Regions from separate parts of the Homo sapiens genome. Here regions 2 and 3 are each linked to region 1. Evidence: chromatin loops called from intact Hi-C (ENCODE). Cell type or tissue: endothelial cell of umbilical vein. All regions are shown on one strand.

Region 1 (8,000 bases):
AACCCAGGAGGCGGAGGTTTCAGTGAGCCTAGATCACGCTACTGCATTCCAGCCTGGGCAACAGAGTGCACAGAGTGAGACTCTGTCTCAAAAAAAAAAAAAAAAAAAAAAGAACCTCGGTTTATAAATAGTGGTTCAGATGGAAGCAGAAATTAGAGGAGAGGAAGAGGGAAGCACTTTTCTCCCCAGCAGTCCATGGTTTGAGGAAATAGGCTTAATTTCATCGTTGAAAAATGTTATTTTTCACTCGATGTTCAAAATCTCCTAGGAAAGCAGGGGCAAAAGACTTTTTTTTTTTTTTTCCTCCTCATGCTTGGTCATGCAAAAGACTTTAAAGAGAGAAAATGTCTCTTCCCCACTTCTCTATATACATGCTGGGAAAAAAAAGACTGGAAGGAAATGAACCAATGTCTTAACAGTGGTTGCCCTTTGGTGGGGAGAGAATGAGTAACTCTATAATCTTCTTTGTACATTTATGTTCCAAGTTTTTTATATATATATATATGTTATATATATATATATAACATATATATAACATATATATAACATATATAACATATAACACACATATAACACATATATAACATATATAACACACATATATATAACACATCAATCATATACACATATATATCACACACATATATCACACATATATCACACATATATATATATCACATATATATCACATATATATATACTACTTTCATAAACAGGAAAAATGTTAAAAAGTTAAGGAATCATGTGAGCTTGGCTTCTGGGGAGGTTGGGTGGAGTTACTTCAGAATAAAGCTCTCTGCTTAATGTTTGAGTGTCCAGAGACGTTTGCACCCCACCCTTCCTTAAGGTGTACTTGAGGCCTATTAAATTTCTACCTAGAAAGTTCTTGATATCAAAGATGATCCCTCAAACTCCATTCTTCCGCCTGCCCAGACTTGTTCTAGATATTTATCTTCTCTCCCACCTTTCTCTTGAGATGAAAGAACTCTAATTCTTTTGTGGTTCTTCTGATCTTGCAAAAGAACCACATTTTTTAAAACTTAAAAAAAAAATTCTGAGACAGGGTCTTGCCCTGTTGCCCAGGCTGGAGTGCAGTGGGAACAATCATAGCTCACTTCAGCCTCAGCCTCTTAGCTCAGGTGATCCTCTTGCCTCAGCCTCCCAAATAGCTATGACCACAGGCATGTGCCACCATGCCTGGTTAATGGTTTTTATTATTCGTAGAGACTGGGTCTTGCTATGTTGCCCAGGCTGGTCTCAAATTCCTGGGCTCAAAGCAATCCTGCCGCCTTGGCCTCCCCAAGTGCTGGGATCACAGGCATGAGCCACCGTGCCTGGCCCTGCAGTTTTTTAGTACTTTTTTATTATGATAAAATATGATAAAATGTACATAACACAAAATTAACCATTTAAAACTTTTATTGTGGCACAATATACATAACAAATTTTTTTTATATTTTATAATTAGCTTTAGCTTGATTGTGGTGATTTTGTCACAATGTATATGTATATACAAGTTGTCCACCTTAAGTATGAACAGTTTTTATTTGTCAGTTATACCTTTAAGGAAACTGTAAAAAAGAAAATATGCACAACTCATTTAGTAACCTAGAAGTCAAGTGTTTAATTTTCTGAAATTTTATTATGCCCAGTTACATTACTGATAGATATAGTTACCAAAAAAATGTACCTTACGTGTGCAGTTCAGTGGCATTCAGTACATGCACATGGTTGTGCATCCATCATCATCCATCCACAGAACATTTTTCATCTTGTAAACTGAAACTCTGTCTCTGAAAAACAATATTCTCCATCCCCAAGACCCCAGTCCCTGGAAGCCACCTTTCTATTTTCTGTCTCTATGAGATTGACGAATGTAAGTGTCTCCTATGAGTGGAATCATCCGGTATTTGTCCTTTTGTGGCTGGCATATTTTATTTAGTATCATGTCTTTAAGGTTCATTCATGTTGTATATATCAGAATTTCCTTCCTTTATGAGGCTAAATAATATTCCAATTCATATTTAAGGCTAAATAATAATGATATGTATATATCACATTTTGTGGCCAGGTGCGGTGGCTCACACCTGTAATCCCAGCACTTTGGGAGTCTGAGGCGGGCGGATCACAAGGTCAACAGATTGAGACCATCCTGGCCAACATGGTGAAACCCTGTCGGTACTAAAAATACAAAAATTAGCTGGGAGTGGTGGCGTGCGCCTGTAATCCCAGGAGGCAGGAGAATCGCTTGAACCTGGGAGGCGGAGGTTGCAGTGAGCTGAGATCACGCCACTGCACTCCAGCCTGGTGACAGAGCGAGACTCCATCTCAAAAAAAAAAAAAAAAAAAAAAAAAAATTTATATGTATATATATATATCTCACATTTTGCTTATCTATTTATCTGTTGATGGACACTTGGGATGCTTCTACCTTTTGGCTATAGTGAATAATGCTGCTGTTAACACTGGTGTGCTGGCAGGGCACAGTGGCTCATGCCTGTAATCCCAGCACTTTGGGAGCCAAGACAGGTGGATCACTTGAAGCCAGGAGTTCGAGACCAGCCTGGCCAATGTGGTGAAACCCGATCTCTACTAAAAATACAAAAAAATTAGCCAGGCGTGGTGGCATGCTGCTGTAGTCTCAGCTACTCGGGAAGCTGAGGCATGAGAATGGCTTGAACCCAGGAGGTGGAGGTTGCAGTGAGCCGAGTTCACACACTCCAGCCTGGGCAACAGAGTGAGATTCCATCTCAAAAGATAAAATAAAAATAAGACTGAAAACAGGAGAGTTTATTCAGTAAACATCAACTGAAGACCCTACTCTGGGCCAGGCACCAATGAGCAAGGCAGGCACAGCTCCTCCCTGGTGGAGCCCACAGCCAGGGAGAAAACACAAGAACCGCAGAGCCATATGGATAAGTACTGTGTTCTGCGTGCTCTGAAGAAGAATGGGATTTTTCAAGCTGTAGTACAGGGAGATTCACAGAGGCTCCCCAAGGAAGTATAGTTTAAGTGTCATTTTCTGGGTGCAAATGGAAAACGTGAATTTGGTGTATGTCTCTAGATAAGCCCCACTTCTGAATGATTCCGGCTGTGGGCAGGGATCCCCAGATGGGCGTTGCTATGGAAGCAGCTTGCACCTCTCACTTCCTGACTTGAGTTTATTTCCGAGTTTCCCGTGCCACCGCCAGTTCCCAGCTGTAAATACAGACGTGGCAGGGTCCCTTTTTCCTGCTGCCTCGTAGCTGCCCAGAGAACGGATGTGGCTGGAATCCAGCCCAGGAGCCTCCTCCCGAGAGAGCTCGTTGTGGAACCTGCCATGTGGCGGTTTCTCTTCCATCCCGCCTCTTTCCTTTGTCCTCTCTCGGGACTGTGCCAGCGTGCCCCAGCCTGTGTTTTGAAACTTTAGACCCCAGCTTGTATTTGGTAGAGAAATGAGCTCATGAGGGCTTCCTCCGCCACCCAGCAACCGGGAAGTTGAGTCAAATCTCTTTCATTTCAGATCCATCCCCCACCCCCACCCCCAGGCCAGATTTGCCACCCTTCTGACAGAAACTGGGTTAGCTGTTCTCTGGGACTGTTTGTGAGGAGGGGACTTGTTGACCTGAACAAAGGAACTACAAACAAGACAGGGGAGGGATGTGGCTGATTGCTCACTGGGATTGGGACTTTTCAGCTACCCTTCAGTGCTTTCGAATAGTAATTGCTAACGTGTTGAGAATTTACAGTGTGCTAGACAGTCTTTAAATCACTTTTAATCCATTTAACAGCTCAATCAAGTGTATATAATTATCCCCATTCTAGAGCTGGGGAGGCGGTGGGCAAGTTCGGCAAGTTGAGTCATTGGCCAAATTCCTGTACTGCAGCAATTTAGGCAAAAAGTGGGCATTTAACCAGAGGCTCCTGGGGCGGCCCAGAGACCTGAAGAAAGCCTCAGGACCAGTCAGTTACTTGGTTGCAAGTAACAAAAACACCAACTCAAATAGACATAAATTTTAGGGGAAAGGATTGGCTCATTCAACTGGAAAGCCCAGAGGTGGGGCAGATGTCTGGGCTGGCTGGTCCAGGAGCCTGGGGCTATTGCCAGTGACCCATTTTCCTTCTGTCTCTTTATTGTTCCCTCTGATGTCAGTGTCATCCTCAAACGTGGCTCCCCTGAAAGTTGCACACCAGCTGCCAGGACCCGCTCAGGCTTGTGTCCTTATCCCTGTCCTGAAAGAAAAAGAAGGTATCTGTCCCGAACTATCATGCAAAACCTCAGAGCTCCTGTCTGATTGGACTAGCACTGGTCATGTGATCTTCCCCGAACCAATCACTAATAAGAGGGGTGAGCTCACACTAGCAGGCTGGTTGCAAAACCTGCCATAGAGGAAGGGCGGGCTGGGTGCTGGGATTGGAACCAGGACACACATGCCACTGTATCTGCATTCTCTTCCTCACTTGTTCACTCCCCACCTCTAGATCTGCGTTATTCATTCTCTTATATTCAGTCTGTCTTTCTGCTTTGTATTCTACTGGACAGGAAGCCTGGCCATCACAGACTGCTGAGCAATACACGTTTCAGTACAGGCCCCCAGAGAGAGTCACCGCATGTTCTCTCAGCCCGAGTCCAAAACAACCCGAGGAGTGGAGGATGTCTCCCTCCGGACTAACCGGGGCCGAGGAAAGGGTTCTTTTGACAGGCTCAGCTGAGTCAGATGTCCCCCACCCACCCCCGGCCAATCAGCTACAGGCAGGGATGAAGTCATTGCTCCCTCTGTCCCCTGCCACGTGCCTACTATAACATCTTCATAGGACCTCTAAGCTGGAATCATTTAAGCAGGATGCCAAAGGACAGCAATTGGGCCACACTTCTTGACTGTAGTGACACTAAAACCTCATTGCAACTCTCTACAGGAAGGCCAGCTCTTCAGTGTGGCCCCCCAGACCCTGCTTGCTCTGGCCCCTGCCTGCCACCCGCCCCCACTCCCGCCTCATCCTGCAGATCCCTGTGCACTGCGCTCCAGCTGCTGGGCCTGCCTTCCTTGAATGCACCATGTCTTCGCCTTGCTCCTGGGCTGCTTTCTTGGTTCTCCCACCGTGCTGCCCACTACCCCTGCCCTTCTGGCCTGGCTGATGCCGACTCCTCCTTCAGATGTCTCCTTCAACACACTCCCAGGGGGTTGCTCCGAAGCCCACCCCGCCCTTCTTCCCTGAGCTACTCATCTGACCTGATCAGGGCTTCCCCCTCCCCTTAATGTCAGCTCCATAAAGGCAGGAACCAAATCTGTTTTGTTAAAGGTATGACCCTTTCCACCAAATATGCTCCTTACTAAACTTTGCTAAGGGAATGAATGAAGTGATAATAGTGACATAAGGAGAAAGGGAAAGCGGAGCACAGTGACTTGCCTGTCACTCAGCTAGGAATCCTGGCACTGTGGGAGGCTGAGGTGGGCAGACTGCTGCAGGCCAGGAGTTCGAGACCAGCCTGGACAACATGCTGAAACCCCATCTCTACAAACAATACAAAAATTAGCTGGGCATTTTAGTGTGCACCTGTGGTCCCAGCTACTTGGGAGGCTGAGGGGGGAAGATTGCTTAAGCCCCCGAGGTTGAGCTATGATCCCACCACTGCACTGCAAGCCTGGGCGACAGAGTGAGACGCTGTCTCAAAGAAAAATAAAAGCACCCAGATAAACAGGCGGTGAATGGTGGAGGAAAAAACTGGGTGCCAAGACATCATGTAACTAGTTGGGGAGGTGATGCTGGGGCTGAGAGCATCAGTCAAAGTTTGCTGGTCTAGGGGAGTGGTGGTGGCAGGGGTGAGTCCAGGGTAGGGGTTGGGGACTGTATATAAAAAGAGCCTGAGGTGGGGTAGAGCCAGTCTCGAAGAACTGAAAGGCCCGAACCTAGAAGCAGCATGAGTGAGGTGGGGATGGAGCAGTAGAAGGTGCAAGAAGCAGACAGGGCCAATCATGCTTGACCTTGCAGGCTTTGCAGGGTGTGGGGCATCACGCCTTTTACCTTCTAGGGAGTGGGGCACGTTAAGAGAGGGAAGAGGGCAAGAAAGGTAGGAGGGCTTTGAATATTGGCATGAGAATACTCTCCAGGGAGATGACAGTCCCCCACACTGACATGGGCAGCATCTGTAGAAACAGGAAATGCGTCTCAGACACATGGAAAGATACCTGACTCTGGGCGTAATAAGAGAAATGCCAATTAAAATCATGCCGAGATACTACTTCGCACCTCTCAGAAGGGCAAGAGCACAAGGCGTGCGCACATGCTGTGGGCAGTGGTGCGGGGGGCATCCAGGCTTCTCCGGAGCTAGTGGGAGGGAAAGCAGAACTGTCGCTTTGGAGGGGACTCTGGCCATTCCTGTGAGTATGACCGGGCACACACCCACCTTTCACCCCGGCAGCTCCACTTCTAGGAAGCTTCACCTACACATGTTCCCAAGTGTGAGAAGTGATCTTTGTCCAAGGTTATTCATTACAGCAGTGTTTGTCAGAGCAGAAAAGGGGAAATGGCTTGTGTGTGCCTTAATAAGGCACTAGAGGAATCAGTCGGGTTTGTCTGTGCAGCGGAATACCATGCGGCCGGGAAGGTAGAGTAAGGCCCTGATAAGAGGGGCCTTCCGTGTCTGTGGTGCTGCTAAGCAGGAAAACGAAAAGAACGCGATGGCTCCCGCCTATAACCCCAGCACTTTGGGAGACCAAGGCAGACGGATCATTTGAGGTCAGGAGTTCAAGACCAGCCCGGCCAATGTGGTGAAACCCTGTCTCTACTAAAAGTACAAAAATTGGCTGGGCACGGTGGCTGACGCCTGTAATCTCAGCACTTTGGGAGACCAAGGCAGACGGATCATTTGAGGTCAGGAGTTCGAGACCAGCCTGGCCAACATGGTGAAACCCTGTCTCTACTAAAAATACAAAAATTAGCCAGGCGTGATGGCACGCACCTGTAATCCCAGCTACTCTGGAGGCTGAGGCAGGAGAATGGCGTGAACCCGGGAGGCGGAGGTTGCGGTGAGCCGAGATCACGCCATTGCACTCCAGTGCAGTGCAAAAGTGAAACTCTGTCTCAAAAAAAAAAAAAAAGAAAGAAAAGAAAAAAACAAATATTGTATTTGTAATTGCCCGGGGGAGGGGGGATTTTGGAAAATGTGAGGAGAATATAGGTTTTGTGAAGATTCCAATGCCAGTCAGCCCTGGAGCACTCTTCATTATTTATTATTATTATTATTATTATTAATTCTTCTTCTACCTTTTTTTGCTTAACTTAAGCATACCCTGTTAGAGCACTCTTAACTGTCAAATTAGATCACCTTCATTTTCCATACCAGGCACTGTGTTCTTGGCTACATGTGTGTAAGTATCTTGGTGTGTGTGTGCATGTGTGTGCATGTATGATTTAGTTACTTTATTGAGATCTCTGAGACACCATCTCTGAGCGGCCTTCCTCAGCACCCTGTCTAAAATGGCCCTCCCTGTCGCTGTCTTCTGCTTTATTTTTCTTCATGGTGTTTATCACGGTCTGATGTTCTATATTTGCTTTCTACACCATCCTCCTTGGAATGTGAGCTCCGTGAAGGCAGGGATCTTTGTCTTTGTTCCTTTCTGTATCCCCAGCGTCTAGAGCAGTGCCTGGCCCATAGCAGTTGCTTCATGAGTGCATGTTGAATGAATGTGAGTGCGTCTGAAGACTGAATGTTATCCTCCTATTGCAGATGCGGACCTCAGGCCCCCAGAGGCCTTGCCCTCTTTTCATGGACTCTAAGAAATGAAGAACAAACTGCAAAGCCCACTGGTGTTCTGACTGGGGAAGAGGTGAGAAATCACCATAGGCTGCTTTTTTTTTTTTTTTTTTTTTTTTTTTTGAGATGGAGTCTTGCTCTGTCTGCCAGGCTGGAGTGCAGTGGTGCAATCTCAGCTTACTGCAACCTCTGCCTCCCGGGTTCAAGCAATTCTCCTGTCTCAGCCTCCCTAATAGCTGGGACTACAGGCACCTGCCACCATGCC
Region 2 (8,000 bases), 73 kb before region 1:
TGTGTGTGTGTGTGTGTGTGTGTGTGTATGCAATGTTTAGCTCTCACTTGTAAGAACATGGGGTGTGTGTGTGTGTGTGTGTACGTGTACGCAATGTTTAGCATCCCACTTAGAAGTAAGAACATTGGATATTTGGTTTTCTGTTTGTGCATTCATTCACTTAGGATAATGGCCTCCAGCTACATCCATGTTGCTGCAATAGACATGATTTCATTCTTGTTTAATGGCTGTGTAGTATTCCATGGTATATATGTACCACATTATCTTTGTCCAGTCCGCTGTTGATGGGCATCCGGGTTGATTCCCTGGCTTTGTGGGTTGATTCACATGCTATCGTGAAGAGTGCTGCGATGAACGTAGGAGTGCAGGTGTCGTTTGGTAGAATGGTTCCTTTTCCTTTGGGTAGATACCCAGAAATGGGATTGCTGGGTCGAACGGTAATTCTATTTTTAGTTCTTTGAGGAATCTTCAAACTGCTTTCCCCAGTGGCTGAGCTAATTTACATTCCCACCAACAGTGTATCAGCATGGTGACGTGATTTGGATTCAGGCAGTCTGACTCCAGAGCTGTATCTTAACTCTAAAGCTCTGTGTGCTACTGCAGTGGTTTTCAAACCCGAGCAAGACCAGGTGTGGTGGCTCACATCTGTAATCCCAGCACTCTGGGAGGCCGAGGCAGGTGGATCATTTGAGGCCAGGAGTTCGAGGCCAGCCTGGGCAACATGGTAAAACCCCATCTCTACTAAAAATGCAAAAATTAGCCGGGTGTGGTGGCACATACCTGTGGTCCCAGCTATTCGAGAGGCTGAGGCAGGAGAATTGCTTGAACCTGGGAGGCTCTGAGAGGTTGCAGTGAGCCAAGATCATGCCACTGCACTCCAGCCTGCGCAACAGAATGAGTGAGACTCCGTCTCAAAAAAAACAAAAAACCCTAGCAAGGATCAGAATCCCCAGAGGGCTAGGTAAAACACAGATTGCTGGGCCCCATCTGATTCTGTAAGTTCCTGATTCTGTAAGTCTAGCTTGAGAATTTGCATTTTGTGGTGACACTGGTGCCCCTGGTCCAGGAAGCACGTTTTGAGAACCATGAGCTACTGTAATAGGAAGCCCAAATGAAATTGGCCTGAAATAACGAGATTTATGATCTCATATAACAAAGAAGCCTGTAGGTAGGCAGCACAGCAGCACAGGAGTTGACTAAGCAGTTCCACAATGCCTGCAGGGACCCCATCCCTCTCCTTCAAGCCACTCTGCCATCCATGGTGTGTCTCCTGTGTCCCTAGGCTCCCTGCATGGCCACAAGATGACTGCCAAGGCTCCAGTTGGCACACACTGACAGTGCCACATCCAGCAGCAGAAAGAGGGCATCTCTCACTTGCTGTGTATCTCTTTAAGAGTGAGGAAACCTTTCATTGATTCCCTGCCTCCCAGATTTCCCTCATATCTCATTGGCCAGCATGGTGATATGTGACCCTGCCCAGAGAAACCAGCCAAGGGCCAATTAGGATTGACCCTCTGGGGCTGGGGCTGGGGCTGGGGCTGGAGCCGGGGCCAGCCTTACCTGAAGTAGGTAGCACAGGGAGGAGAGTGGCTACAGGAATGAAATCAGAGTACCATTTAGGAAAGGACTGGGAAAGGGGGAGGGATATTGGGTAGGCAGACAATTGGTTTTGCTGCAGAAATAAGTGGAACACAGGGAAAGCATAATGCCCATGCATTTTTGTCATCGTGCTTACCAGCTTTGTTTTGTAATTACCTGAATCAGGACTTAGCTTTTTGTTCTCTAATCATGCCCACCTTTGAAACTGTGCACAAAGTCCCAGTACCACAAGAACTCTGAATCTTGTTGGAATACCAAGTATTCTGTCTGGCAATTCAGGGAAACTTGAGTTGGGTGATGAGGCAGCAGTCTGAAGGTTAGAGTGCGAGGTCTTTGAGAGCACTCACTCACTCTGCCCAGAAACACCTGGGTCTCACCCATCTCTCTGCTCCTGACTCCCTCCCCCCTCCTCCTACCCTTCCTTGCAAAGGCTGTTTCCCCCTCTGAGGGCTGTTCTTGGATGAAAGGAGAGGATGCCAGTCAAGTGCTTACCCCCAGGGGCCAGCGCATGGTAAGTACTTAAGAACGTGGCCTCTGCTATTAACATATTAAATGTGACTTTTTATGTATGTATGTCTGTATCTATGTATGTATGTATGTGTTTGTTGTTTTTAGAGACAGTCTTGTTCTGTCACCCAGGCTAGAGTGCAGTGGTGTAATCATGGCTCACTGCAGCCTTGATCTCCTGGGCTCAAGCAATCCTCCCGCCTCAACCTCCCATGTGGCTGGGACCACAGGTGCATGCCACCGTGCCTGGCAAATTTTTTTTTTTTTTTTTTAGTTGGAGTCTCACTCTGTTTCCCAGGCTGGAGTGCAGTGGCGCGATCTCGGCTCACTGCAACCTCTGACTCCCTGGTTCAAGCGATTCTCCTGCCTCAGCCTCCCGAGTAGCTGGGACTACGGGCGCCCGCCACCACACCCGGCTATTTTGTATTTTTAGTAGAGACGGGGTTTCACTGTGTTAGTCTCGATCTCCTGACCTCATGATCCTCCCACCTTGGCCTCCCAAAGTGCTGGGATTACAGGCGTGAGCCACCGTGCCCAGCCCATGCCTGGCTAATTTTTTAATCATTCATAGAGACGAGGTCTCACTTTGTTGCCCAGGCTGGTCTCGAACTCCTGGGGCTCAAGCGATCCTCCCACTTCAGCCTCCCAAAGTGCTGAGATTACAGGTGTGAGCCACCGTGCCCAGCATAAATGTGACTTATAATAAATATTTTATAATCCTGCACCCCCTTACCAAAAAAAATCTATGAAGAGTGACCATCCCTTTTGCAGACTGAAATTTCCTGAGGATACCTGTTGCTACTGCTCGTGGCCACACTGTAAAGCCATTGCCCTTTGAGATTGCAAAGGGCTGAGGAATGCAGTGTGGGCTCTGAGCCAGACTGCTGAGTGCAAGTTCTTGATCCATCTTGGGCTCCCTGTTTTACTTTGGGCAAGCCACTTAGCCTTGCATGTCTTAGTTTCCGTATCTGTAAGGTGGAGCTGGTAATGGTACTGTCCTCCTAGGTTGTTGGGAGGATTCGAATGCATCAAAGCACGTGACATGCTTAGACACCCCTCCCCCCCAACCCCCAACAGCACCCGACCCAAAGCAGCACTCATACAATATGTATCAGCTAATCTTTGAATATTCTGTGCCAGTTCATTCACAGGGGACTATAAGCTCCCTGTGGGCAGGATTTATGTGGTTTTTGTTTACTACTGTGTCCCAGTGCCTGACTCAGAATAGACATTGTTTACATTTGTGTGTGTGGATGAAAAGAAGGATGGTAAGAGCCTTTCTTAATTTCTTTTCCTTCAGCTGCCTGGAATTTAAACTCTGACCTGAGCTGATTACTCGGTATTTTGAAGGAATAAAGTGGACCTGACTGACTCTGAGGGCAGCATGTGATAAGTGCAGCTGATTGTTGAGCATTTTTGTGAGCCACAAGCATAGTGCTCACCATAAAGATCTCACTTGGCCAGGCACAGTGGCTCATGCCTGTAATCCCAGCGCTTTGGGAGGCTGAGGAGGGAGGATCGCTTGAAGCTAGGAGTTTAAGACCAGCCTGGACAACACAGTGAGACCCTTGTCTCTACAAAAATAATAATAAAGCTCTCACTGACTCTTCATCCCATTTCATAGATGAGGAAACTGAGGCCCAGTGGGAGCACCTGCTTCTTCTTACAAGAGGAGATCTAAAGTAGTGGTTAAGGCCGGCCGCGGTGGCTCATGCCTGTAATCCCAGCACTTTGGGAGACCAAGTCAGGTGGACCTCCTGAGGTTGAGAGTTCAAGACCAGCGTGGCTAACATGTTGAAACTCCGTCTTTAATAAAAATAAAAAAAAAAGTAGCTGGGTGTGATGGTGCACGCCTGTAATCCCAGCTACTTGGGAGGCTGAGGCAGGAGAATCCCTTGAATCCAGAAGGCGGAGGTTGCAGTGAGCTGAGATCGCATCACTGCACTCCATCCAGCCTGGGTGACAGAGCAAGACTCTGTCTCAAAATAAAATAAAATAAATAAATAAAGTAGTGGGTAAAAACTGGAACCTTGGAGCTCCTCTGCTTGGGTTAGATCCCCACCCCAGCACTTTCTTCCTGTGTGACCTCCAGCCTATGACTTATTCGTTGAACTTCTCATCTGTAAAATAAGAATGCTGATAGTTCCTCCTTAGAGGGTCGCTGTGAGGGTTAGGAGAGAGAATTCATATGTAGCACTTAGAACAGCGCCTTGTGCAGTGAGCATTCCGGTTGTGGTTGTTATTATTAGCCAGCCAAAGCCGTTCAGTTGTGCTTCCAAAGCTGGCTGGAAGAGTCCAGCGACCGTGTTTAATCATTAAGCTGCATTGCCTCTGTGAGCTAGTGCCTCCTCTGCACGGGCCAAGGAGCCCGCCTTTAGATTGTACGGTTCTGAATGAAGCATCCAGGCGCAAGCTCAGGGCAGGGGACGGTGTGGGCACAAGTCCAGCCCTGGCTCTGTCAGTGAACAGGTGGCCTGTGCCTGAATCCGAGGTAATAGGCGAGCCGCCTTTGTTACCTTTGAGCTTTCTTTCAAGCCCATTCAGACTCCTCAGACCACGTGTCTGATGAGTAAGGAGGCCTTTTCTTTCCCTCCCCCAAAGGGAATGTTGGCAAAACAGCTTTCTTTGGGAACGCGCCTGTTCACGACGACCAGCCATCTCCTGGGGAACTCCGGTGGCTGGCTGGCGTGTTCCTGCGGCTGTTGAATAAGTCGCTGTTAGGAGCTGGCACGGCAGGTTCCCGTTTCCGCATTCCAGGCACCCACAGCGGGCTGGGGGCGGGCACCACTGAGGTCGGCCTGGAGAGCCAAGGCAGGTGGCCTCGCCCTGGGAGGACCAGGGACAGGAGGAGTCCACCTGGGGCTCCCCTGACAGCCACCTGCCCACTTTGTGATCAGAGCCGTGTTCGGGGAGTCTTTCAGGTGAGCGATATTCATTAAATTTGGCAGTGACTTGCAGAGAAAGTTCATCATGTTTCTTCCTCTCCGGAGTTAGACAGTTAGCTTTTTTTGTTTTCTCTTTTTTTCCCCCCTCTTCTCCCTGAAATGTTTACCTGTCTGCTCCTAACTGTGAAGAAAGAGTGGGCCGGGTGTTGACGGACTGAGAAAAATGGAGGACATTTCTCCCAAGAGAAGGAATCGGTGACTCTTTTAGTGAGTTGAGCTCCTGCTGGATGCAGACTTCTGTGCCGGGGCTGGGGGCGATCCCAGCCTGGTGTAGATGAGCTCTGTGGTCTCGCCTGAGTCCGCTTTCCTCTCTGGGCCTCAGTTTCCTCTTCTTGTGAAATGGGAACTAGCAGCAGTGCCCAATGAGTCATCTATGTAAACTGCTTCAAGCCTGGGCACTGAGCGGTGCTCAAGTCCCCCCTCCCCAACCCCAGGCCCCCATTTTCCCTGTGTGACCTCATCTGTGACCTCTCAGCTGCTTGCTTGCTGTACCCCAGCTGCACTGGCCTCCTGCTGTTCCTCCCTCGGAGACTTTGCCCTGGCTGTTCCCTCTGCCTGCAACACTTCCCCTAGAATTCCCCAGCGCCGCCTCCCTCCCTCCTTCCCTCAAGTCTCTGTTCAGATGTCACCTTCTCCATGAGGCCTCTCTCCTTATTAAATTGCACCTTCTCCCTCACCCTCGCCCTTACTCTTTGCTTTATTTTTCTTCATAGCATTTACTTCCACTTGACATATTTTGTCTATGCTCTGCTTCCCAGCTCTAGGCTCCATAGAAGCACAGGCACTTTTGTGTCCATCCTTGTAGAACCGTTCCTGGCACGTGGTAGATGCGGGCTAAATTGTGATATGAATGAATTTATATCAGGTGCAACATGATCCAAGGATGGGTGGCCAGCCCCGTTTGGGGTTTGAGGAGGGTGTCAGCTTTTCCAGGAACCTGTGGCTGTGGGTGAGGCGGCATGTGCAGATGCCTCCCCCTGGTCACCCAGTGGCTCTCTGGCACCTGCCTGCAGCATCCAGCCCTCTGCCTTCCTGTCCTGCAACCCCTGCAGTCTGTGCAGCCCAGGCCTGGTAGTGACTCATCTGGGCAGCCTGGGTGCCTGTGGCATGGAACAGGAAAGCTTGGCCTAGTAAGTGGAGAGGATGTCAGGTTCATTTAGGTGGAGAAGACTGTGTGGAAGATACCACCCATATACACACATCTCATATGTATCTCCAGCCCCTGCTTGCTGTTCCTGCAGGGGGAGGCCAGGGAGTGCCTGGGAAGTAGCAATTAACCAGCCAGGCACAGTTGAGCCATCTCCCCTGCTTTAATGGGTAATAATTCTTGCTCTGGGGCTGAACAAGTTTTAATTAAATGGTGAGCGCGAAGAATCTGACCGTGTAATAGCTGACACGTCCTCATCTATTTTCTAGCTCCCGGTGTCAGCAATTGATTCTGTAAAAATATCCTGGGCAGGGCTTCCCTGAGCTCCATGAGTGAGGTCAGTGGCCTTCTTGGATTTCTCCCAGCATGAGGCACCAGGGGACTGAGGTGCTGATGGACTTCGCGCCGCTGTAGCATACATCATCGCATGTCAGGACCTGCTGCTATTTTAAGAATGTGCAGAGCAGGAGGGAAGCTCTTCTGCAACATTTAACACATATGTCCCTTGAGCTCCCAGTGCGGGAGTTTGGGGTTGAGTTGAGGACTCTCCTATTACACTTATTTCATGTAATGCCTGAGCCCCAACACTGTGGGCACAGTAGTTCTCTGGGCCACAGGTTCCTTATCTGGAAAATGGGGATAATTAATAGATGATTAAACGAGAAGTCAAAGTGAGATCAGGTGACTCAGTGCTGTGTCTAGTGCATAGATAGCAAATTAGATTTAAGAAAGACAATTCTTTTTAAGAATTCTTTTCAAGCCCCTTTTTAATATTTTCGGTCTGTCCTTTTTTGTGCCCACCCCCGACCCTGGTTCCACCCCTGTGTCAGCATCCTCCCGCAATCCTTCACCCATGGTAACAATCAAGGACTGTATGTATCTTTCCACATTTTTCTCCATGGTTATATAATCCTATAGGAGATAATATTACACTTATTTTCTTGCATTTTGCTCTTCTCACATAGCAGTGCCATGTGGAATGCCTCTGAGTCCTTGCATAGTGCTGAGATTTGCTCTTTTTAGTGGCTGCGTAACACACAGTGGTGTGGATGCACCATAATTGATTTGGCCAAGACATCACTGATAGGCATTCCCTTTTCTCCTAGAGTTTTTTTTTCCCACAAATTATTATTTTTATTGATAACCTTCTTTAATTAGATTGCAGATGTCCAACCTGTTTGGCCACCTTGTTAAGTTCTAGGCCTTTGAGAATGAATATGAAGTAACAGTAGTGCAATGATGCCTCTCGTCCAGATAGAAGATGTATTTTTGGAGGGTTCTCACCAAGTCCAGCACTGTGTTGAACCAAAAAGCATTTTTTAAATGCTTTTTTATTATTAGAATAATTAATAGATTCATCACACTTAGCCAGATTAGTTGTGTTTAATGTACTTATTATGAAATAAGAGTGAAAGGACAGTTCATGTTTTTTCATATTAACAATCTTGGTTGGAAATCAGAATGTGCAAGAGATTTTTGTTGGGATTTGTGATTGATTGTGTGTTTCTTTTTCAGGTGGCACTTTAGTTAGGGACTATGCTTGTGTTCAGGAAACTTGTACAGCGTTGTACCCAGATAGAGATTTGTTCTAGTTGTCTATTGCTGCACCACAAGCCACCCCTAAACTTAAGGCCTTAAAATGACAGCAGTTTCTTATTTCTTGTGAACCTGTGGTTGACTGGGGCTCAGCAGGATGGTTCTTCTGCTGGTCTTGCTTGGGGTCTGTTATGTGGCTGCAGTCAGAGGGTGGATGGGGTTGGAACATTCAACATGGCTTTACTGAAATGGCACCTTGGGAATGG
Region 3 (8,000 bases), 75 kb after region 1:
GGGAAGCAGAGATTGCAGTGAGCCGAGATTGTGCCACTGTACTCCAGCCTGGGTGACAGAGCAACACTCTGTCTCAAAGAAAAAAAAAACAGAAAAGAAAAGATCTTGCAGGTGAACCACATAGCCTAAAAATATTTTTTAAAAAATAAAATGTTAAGGCCGGGCACGGTGGCTCACGCCTGTAACCCCAGCACTTTGGGAAGCCGAGGTAGGCGGATCACAAGGTCAGGAGATCAAGACCATCCTAACATGGTGAAACCCCGTCTCTACTGAAAATACAAAAAATATTAGCTGGCCGTGGTGGCGGGCGCGTGTAGTCTCAGCCACTCCAGAGGCTGAGGCAGGAGAATGGCGTAACCTGGGAGGCGGAGATTGCAGTGAGCTGAGATCGCACCACTGCACTCCAGCCTAGGCGACAGAGCAAGGCTCTGTCTCAAAAAATAATAATAATAATAAATAAGTAAATACATAAATAAATAAAAATAAAATGTTAGGTATGTCATGAATACATAAAATATATGTACATTAGTCTATTTTTCTATTTTATCATTTGCTACCATAAAATATACACAAATGCATTCTAAAAAGTTAAAATTTATCAAAACTTACACACACACAAACACACTGCCAAGCCAAGAGAAATGTAAACAAACATAAACATGCAGAATTAAATCATAACTGCATGAAATTAACTGCAGTACACACTGCACTACCGTCATAGTTTCGCGACCACCTCCTGTTGCTACTGCGGTGAGCTCAAGTGTTGTGAGTATCCATTTGAAACACCGTGTGACACTCATCATCTCCGCATGAGCAGTTTGTCTCTCCAGCAAATTGCACATCGCAGTAAAAAATGATCCCTAGAGGTTCTCACCTAGTTTTCATCGTGTTTAGTGCAATACTGTAAGCCCTGAATAACCTCAGGGGACCCGTACAAAGTGCCACTAGTGATGCTGGAAGTTGTCCCAAGAAGCAGAGAAAAGTCATAACATTACAAGAAAATATGCAATTGCTTGATATGTGCCATCGATGGAGATCTGCAGCTGCAGTTGCCCGCCATTTCCAGATAAATGAATCCAGTGTGAGGACCATCGTAAAAAATGAAAAGGAAATTCATGAAGCTGTCACTGCCTGTATGCCAGCAGGCACAAAAACCTTGCACTGTTTACAAAATATATTTTTATCTCGTGTTGCAAATGCAGCTTCTATGTGGGTACAGGATTGCTATAAGGCATACCTATAGATTGTAATTTGCTTCGAGAAAAAGTGAAGTCATTACATGGCAACCTAAAGCAAAAGGAAGAAGGAGGATCTCAAGCTGGGGAATTTAATGCCAGCAAAGGATGGTTTGATAATTTTAGAAAGAGTATGGCTTAAAAAATGTCAAGATGGCAGGAGAAGCAGCTTCTGCCAACCAGAGGCAGCAGATGAGTTCCCAGATGCCAGTGAGAAAGTCATTGAGGAGGCTGGGTACGGTGCCTCACACCTGTAATCCCAGTACATTGGGAGGCTGAGGTGGGAAGATCACTTGAGCCCAGGAGTTTGATACCAGCCTGGGCAACATACTAAGACCCCACCTCTACCAAAAATTTAAAAATTAGCTGGGCATGGTGACGTGCATCTGTAGTCCTAGCTACTCAGAAGGCTGAGGCAGGAAGATCACTTGAGCCCTGGAGTTTGAGGCTATAGTGAGCTATGATTGTACCACTGCACTCCAGCCTTGACAACAGAGAAAGACCCTGTCTCTAAAAAAAATAATAATAAAAATGAATAAGAAAAAGAAGTAAGCCTGTTCATAAGTGCTAAGGAGAAAAATGGAGCAGAGGAAGGGCCTGGGAGTGGTGGGGATAGACACACAGAGGCAAGCACTATTAGTTTTTTGAAAATTCTTCCGATCATCTCTGCATGATAGTTTGTTGTTGTTTCTGTTGTTTTTTCTTTTTTCTTTTTCTTTTTCTTTTTTTTTTTTTTTTTTTTTTTTTTTGAGATGGAGTCTCACTCTGTTGCCTAGGCTGGAGTGCAGTGGAGCAATCTCGGCTCACTGCATCCTCCACCTCCCAGGTTCAAGCAATCCTCCTGCCTCAGCCTCCCACGTAGCTGGGACTACAGGTGTGCGCCACCGCACCCAGCTAACGTTTCTATTTTTAGTAGAGACGGGGTTTCACCATGTTAGCCAGGCTGGTCTCGAACTCCTGACCTCAGGCAATCCACTTACCTCGGCCTCCCAAAGTGCTGGGGTTATAGGCATGAGCCACTGCGCCTGGCCAATATTTTTGCTTTTCCAATTGGGAAATGTTACATGCAACTCTAGATTTCTGATTTCTGTTGGAAAATCAGATGATCTGACATCCATACTCCCGCAAGCCTTGATTGTCAGAAGATGCCCTGCCATCCAGGTCAGTGCAGGCTCCTCTTGGCCTCTCTCCTGTCTCCCTTAGGCAACTCGACCCTGAGGGCTTTCCAGCTTCCTCTCTCTTCTGTAGCCCATCCCTGTGCTGCCTCCCGGCAACATCTTCAGGATCGTTTGTGTTCTCGTGGGGCACCAGGAAGAGGGGCTCCCCCTTGCTCCCCACTCTCCACCTGCCCTCTTCTGGTGCTCACTTTTTCAGAGGCTTCAGGCTCCCCTTGCTATTTGCTCCTTGAATCTGCTTTGAGCTTCCCTTGTGATCTCTGCCAGTGCGCTCCATAACTGGGCATAAATTAGGAAAAGCCCCCCTACACATGCGCATACATGCACACACACACACACACACACACACACACACAGGCACACAGACATGCACACACACACACAGGCACACAGACATGCACACACACACAGACGCACACAGACACGCACACACACAGACACGCACACAGACATACACAGAGACACGCACACACACACAGACACACACACACAGACACATACACGCAGAAGAGGCCTGCTACTTTCTCACACAGGAAGCTCCAATAGCCATTGATCAAGAACGGCTGCATCCAGCTCTAGATTCCCAGGGAAAGAAAAGTTAGAGGTCACCTTGAACCAAGTGCGTGGCCCAAAGCAGCACTCCACTGCCCTGAGCAAAATCAGTTCCGTTGGCAGGAGGGAGCGGGCACGGCTGCTGGGCAGTCAACAGCTTCCATCACAGACGGCGACCCACTTTCCCCTTCCTCTCCAGCAGGATTTTCATCTTCTAGAAGTTCAAGGTGGAGACAAAGGGAAGTGACCCCGCAGGGTGTTTTATATGCTGGACAGAAGCACAGACTCCCTTCCCCAGGGGCCTGCAAATCAGGAGGTACTTACACCTCCAATTAGGCAGAGGCCATCTGTTCACTCATATGTATAATACTAAACGAACGTCCTGGACGTTCTAGATGGCTCACGCCTGTAATCCCAGCACTTTGGGAGGCCAAGGCAGGCGGATCATGAGGTCAGGAGATCGAGACCATCCTGGCTAACACGGTGAAACCCTGTCTCTACTAAAAATACAAAAAAATTAGCCAGGTATGGTGGCAGGCACCTGTAGTCCCAGCTACTCAGGAGGCTGAGGCAGGAGAATGGCGTGAACCCAGGAGGCGGAGCTTGCAGTGAGCCGAGATCGCGCCACTGTACTCCAGCCTGGGCAACAGAGCGAGACTCCGTCTCAACTGTTCTAGGCACTGGGAATGCATCAGTGAACAACACAGACATCCCTGCCATTCTGGAGCCAACATTTGAGTGGTGGACCTAGCCAGTAGACAGAACGAACAACTGCTAAGAAAAATTGGAAGAAAGTAGAGTGGGTAATTAAGAAAGGCTTCCAGAAGACCGGGCTTCTCTGTCTCTATAGGGTGATTTGGGAAGGTTTTTGTGTTTGTTTTTGTTTTTGGGGATTTTTTTTTTTTTTTGAGATAGGATCTCGCTTTGTTGCCCAGGCTGGAGTGCAGTGGTGTGATCGTGGCTCATGCAATCTCAACCTCCCGGGTTCGAGTGATCCTTTTACCTCAGCCCCCTGAGTAGCTGGGACTACAGGCACATGCCACCATGCCTGGCTAATTTTTGTATTTTTAGTAGAGATGGGGTTTTGCCATGTTGGCCAGGCTGGTCTTGAGCTGCTGGGCTCAAGTGATCCACCCGCCTTGGCCTCCCAAAGTGCTGGGACTGCAGGTGTGAGCCACCGTGCCCAGCCGGAAGTCCCCATGGAAGAACTGACATCATGGGAAGGAACCAGCCCCAAGAAGGACTGAGGAAGGATATCAGATGTCCTGGATAAGGTTTGGTGCATCAGAACAGAAAAGAAGGCCAGTATGATCAGAGCTTAGTCAGGGATGGGGAGAGACATGGAAGCCAGATCCTGCGGGGCTTGTGGAGCAGGGGAAGGAGTTTGGATGGTGTTTTAATGCAGTAAGTAGTCACTGGGGAGATCTCAGTGAAAAAGTGATGGGCTCTGATTTACCCAGTCATAGTCTGCAGTAACCACATGGATTTCTAGAGACATTCCTTCTGCAGCTTTCCTCCCCAAACTCCACTGGTGCTCATGTTGACTCATCTGTCATTTTCACTTCCTTTCTGGCAGAGTAGCTGAGCTGAGCAAACAACAGAGCAGGTGGACAATAGTCTGGCCTCTGCATGAAGCCACCAGTTCACAGGAAATACAGGGGGCAGAGGAACATGTTAAGTGGCACCTCAGGGATCCTGAAAGTGGGGAAATCCACAGGACAGGTGACCCCTTTCCTTCAACAAGTAAAGAGCATCAAAATAAAGGAAGGTGGCCATTGTAGAGTAGAGGAGACTTGAGAAAATACCTGCATAAGCAGAGGATGATTTCGAACAAACCAGCTCACAAAAGACACCTGCGAGACAATGATGGGAAATGTAATGCAGGCAGGGTAGTGCATGACATTAAAGAATTCTTGTTAATGTAGATGAGTATGATAATGTTACTGTGATTTTTTTTTTTAAATCTTATGTACTAGAGATACAAGCTAAAATATTTATGGGTGAAATGACCTGATGTCTGGCCAGGTATGGTGGTTCATGCCTGTAATCCCAGCACTTTGGGAGGCTGAGGCGGGCGGGGATTGCCTGAGGCCAGGAGTTTGAGACCAGTTTGGCCAATATGACAAAACCCCGTCTCTACTAAAAATAAGAAAAATTAGCCGGGCATGGTAGCACATGCTGGAATTCCAGCTACTTGGGAGGCTGAGGCAGGAGAATCATTCGAACCTTCGAGGTGGATGTTGCAATGAGCCAAGCACATGCCACTGCACTCCAGCCTGGGTGACAGAGCGAGACTCTGTCTCAAAAAAAAAAAAAAATGATGTCTGGGGTTTACTCTAAAACATTCTATCAGAAACAAAGAAGGTCACAAGGCTGGGTGAATAGATGAAATGGGAATGGAAAATAGTTAGTGGTTGTTGGAGCTGATGGGTGACTCAGTCTCCTCTCTGCTTTTGAGTATGTTTGCAAATTTCCATAATAAAAAGATTTTTTAAATGAGTAAGGCTGTCAAGAAAAGTCACATGTCCCACTTTCTGGGAGCAGTAACACGGCCATCGCAGCTCATATTTTCCTTTTCTTCCATTTCAGCATGGCGAGGACAACATCCTTGCTGCCTCCAGCTGGCGGGCGACCACAGCTACTGCCTGCTCTGCGCTACTGAGCCACTCGGTCTGGAGCCCCCAGGACAGCACCTGCTTCCTGAGGTTGTCCTGGCTCAGCTGTGCACAGCGATGGTGGAGAACTGGACTCCACAGGCTCACAACCTTCCTGTCAGGTTTCAGGGCCCAGCATCCTTCATCCTGGGCCTGGCTGCCCTGAACAATGGCTGAGGGCTGGGGGACCCCATAGAGTGACACCACAGCGTACGGGGCCAGCAGCACTCCAGTGCCCGTGGACTATGACCACCTATCGGGCCATCCCCAGCGATGGTGTGGACCTGGCAGCCAGCTGTGGCGCCAGGGTGGGCGATGTCCTCCCTGGGCCACACACAGGGGACTACGCTCCCTTGGGATTCTGGGCCCAGAATGGCAGCATGTCCCAGCCTCTTGGCGAGAGCCCGGCCACCGCCACCGCCACCGCCACCGCCACCACCCGCCCCAGCCCCACCACTCCCGCAATGCCCAAGATGGGCGTGCGCGCAAGGGTGGCCGACTGGCCGCCCAAGCGGGAGGCCCTGAGAGAGCACAGCAACCCAAGCCCCTCCCAGGACACAGATGGCACAAAGGCCACCAAGATGGCCCATTCCATGAGGAGCATACAGAACGGACAGCCCCCCACCAGCACCCCGGCTTCCTCAGGGTCCAAAGCCTTCCACCGACTCTCCAGGAGAAGGTCCAAAGACGTGGAGTTCCAGGACGGGTGGCCCCGGTCCCCCGGCAGGGCCTTCCTCCCCCTTCGGCACCGCAGCAGCAGCGAGATCACCCTCAGCGAGTGTGACGCGGAGGACGCGGGGGAGCCGCGGGGGGCCCGGCACACGGGGGCGCTGCCCCTCTTCCGCGAGTACGGGAGCACCTCGTCCATCGACGTGCAGGGCATGCCCGAGCAGAGCTTCTTCGACATCCTGAACGAGTTCCGCAGCGAGCAGCCCGACGCCCGAGGGTGCCAGGCCCTCACCGAGCTCCTCCGGGCAGATCCTGGCCCACACCTCATGGGGGGCGGCGGCGGAGCCAAGGGGGACTCCCACAACGGGCAGCCCGCCAAGGACAGCCTCCTGCCACTGCAGCCCACGAAGGAGAAGGAGAAGGCCCGGAAGAAACCTGCGCGGGGCCTCGGCGGCGGGGACACGGTGGACTCGTCCATCTTTCGGAAGCTAAGGAGCAGCAAACCCGAGGGGGAGGCTGGGCGTTCCCCGGGGGAGGCCGACGAGGGCCGGAGCCCCCCGGAAGCCAGCAGGCCGTGGGTGTGTCAGAAGAGCTTCGCCCACTTCGACGTGCAGAGCATGCTGTTCGACCTCAACGAGGCGGCCGCCAACAGGGTGTCGGTGTCGCAGCGGCGGAACACCACCACGGGTGCTTCGGCCGCTTCCGCCGCCTCGGCCATGGCCTCCCTCACGGCCTCGCGGGCCCACAGCCTCGGAGGCCTGGACCCGGCCTTCACCAGCACAGAGGACCTAAACTGCAAGGAGAACTTGGAGCAGGACCTCGGCGATGACAACAGCAACGACCTGCTGCTCAGCTGCCCGCACTTCCGCAATGAGATCGGGGGCGAGTGTGAGCGCAACGTGAGCTTCTCCCGGGCTTCCGTGGGCTCCCCGAGCAGCGGCGAGGGCCACCTGGCAGAGCCCGCCCTGAGCGCCTACCGCACCAACGCCAGCATCTCGGTGTTGGAAGTTCCCAAGGAGCAGCAGCGGACGCAGAGTCGGCCCCGGCAGTACAGCATCGAGCATGTGGACCTGGGCGCCCGCTACTACCAGGATTACTTCGTGGGCAAAGGTGACGGATGGCGTGTGGGTGGGAAGGTTGGGTGGGCCGAGGCTTGCCTCCGAGACCCCCACTACTCATTCATTCACTCTGTGCCAGGCCCTGCTCTGGCACTGAGGATGTGGCGGGAACAGAGACCTCCCTTCTGGAGGGCTGTGAGGATCCGGTGAGCAGAGCCACCCGGGCCTCAGCCCTGTGTCTGACACAGCAGCACTCCATAAACCTTGAGCTACAGGACACAGCTCTGCATTTACTCAGCACATATGGACTTGGGGACAGCTCAGTGCCAGGCACTCTCTAGAGCCTGGGGATGTAGTATCAACCAGCTTAAAACAAATGTTCTGTCTTCCTAGTACTTATAATGTTTTCATGGGTAACACAAACATAGAACAGGATAAATACGAAAAATACACAAGGGATTGTAGGCTGCTAAATGCAGTGGAAAAGAGTACAGCAGGGAAGAAGGAAATGGAGTGTCGGAGGGTGGGGGCAGATCCCAGTGGGGGATGGTCAGAGGGGGCCTCCGAGGCAGGTGCAGTTTGAGTACCAAGCTGAAGTCACCATGTGCAAATTGCAGACACTGTTCCCAGAACAGAGCAGCGAATACAAAAGTCTTG

What was found. A loop is a pair of places that touch in the nucleus more often than their neighbours do. Peaks named below come from ENCODE experiments on the same cell type or tissue, not always from the same donor. Only the 100,000 strongest peaks of a DNase experiment are listed, where the experiment ranks them.
Region 2: a loop joins it to region 1, with 3 times the contacts of the local background. A loop is called at or near these places in 10 of 110 quality-filtered maps.
Region 3: it touches region 1 in a loop (7-fold over the local background); 8 of 110 quality-filtered maps call a loop at or near these places.

What each region holds. Positions count from the first base shown.
Region 1 is chr19:38,000,388-38,008,387 of GRCh38, forward strand. The region is part of intron 1 of SIPA1L3 (signal induced proliferation associated 1 like 3); the gene reads left to right. Among named protein-coding and RNA genes, the nearest start is that of SIPA1L3, 97 kb to the left of the region's middle. RefSeq lists enhancers at 3,094-3,625, 4,032-4,151, 7,024-7,083. In endothelial cell of umbilical vein, no CTCF peak of the experiment used is centred here; DNase peaks (open chromatin) are centred at 3,294 and 4,304; H3K4me3 peaks cover 1,143 bases; H3K27ac peaks cover 5,199 bases.
Region 2 is chr19:37,927,666-37,935,665 of GRCh38, forward strand. All of the region lies in intron 1 of SIPA1L3 (signal induced proliferation associated 1 like 3), which reads left to right. Among named protein-coding and RNA genes, the nearest start is that of SIPA1L3, 24 kb to the left of the region's middle. RefSeq lists an enhancer at 5,231-5,893. In endothelial cell of umbilical vein, no CTCF peak of the experiment used is centred here; DNase peaks (open chromatin) are centred at 4,446 and 4,616; H3K27ac peaks cover 1,076 bases.
Region 3 is chr19:38,075,705-38,083,704 of GRCh38, forward strand. SIPA1L3 (signal induced proliferation associated 1 like 3) reads left to right here. Exons shown (of 22, transcript NM_015073.3): 3 at 5,552-7,395. The coding sequence starts at 5,862. Among named protein-coding and RNA genes, the nearest start is that of SNORD152, 83 kb to the right of the region's middle. RefSeq lists an enhancer at 5,742-6,295. In endothelial cell of umbilical vein, no CTCF peak of the experiment used is centred here; a DNase peak (open chromatin) is centred at 4,527; H3K27ac peaks cover 1,067 bases.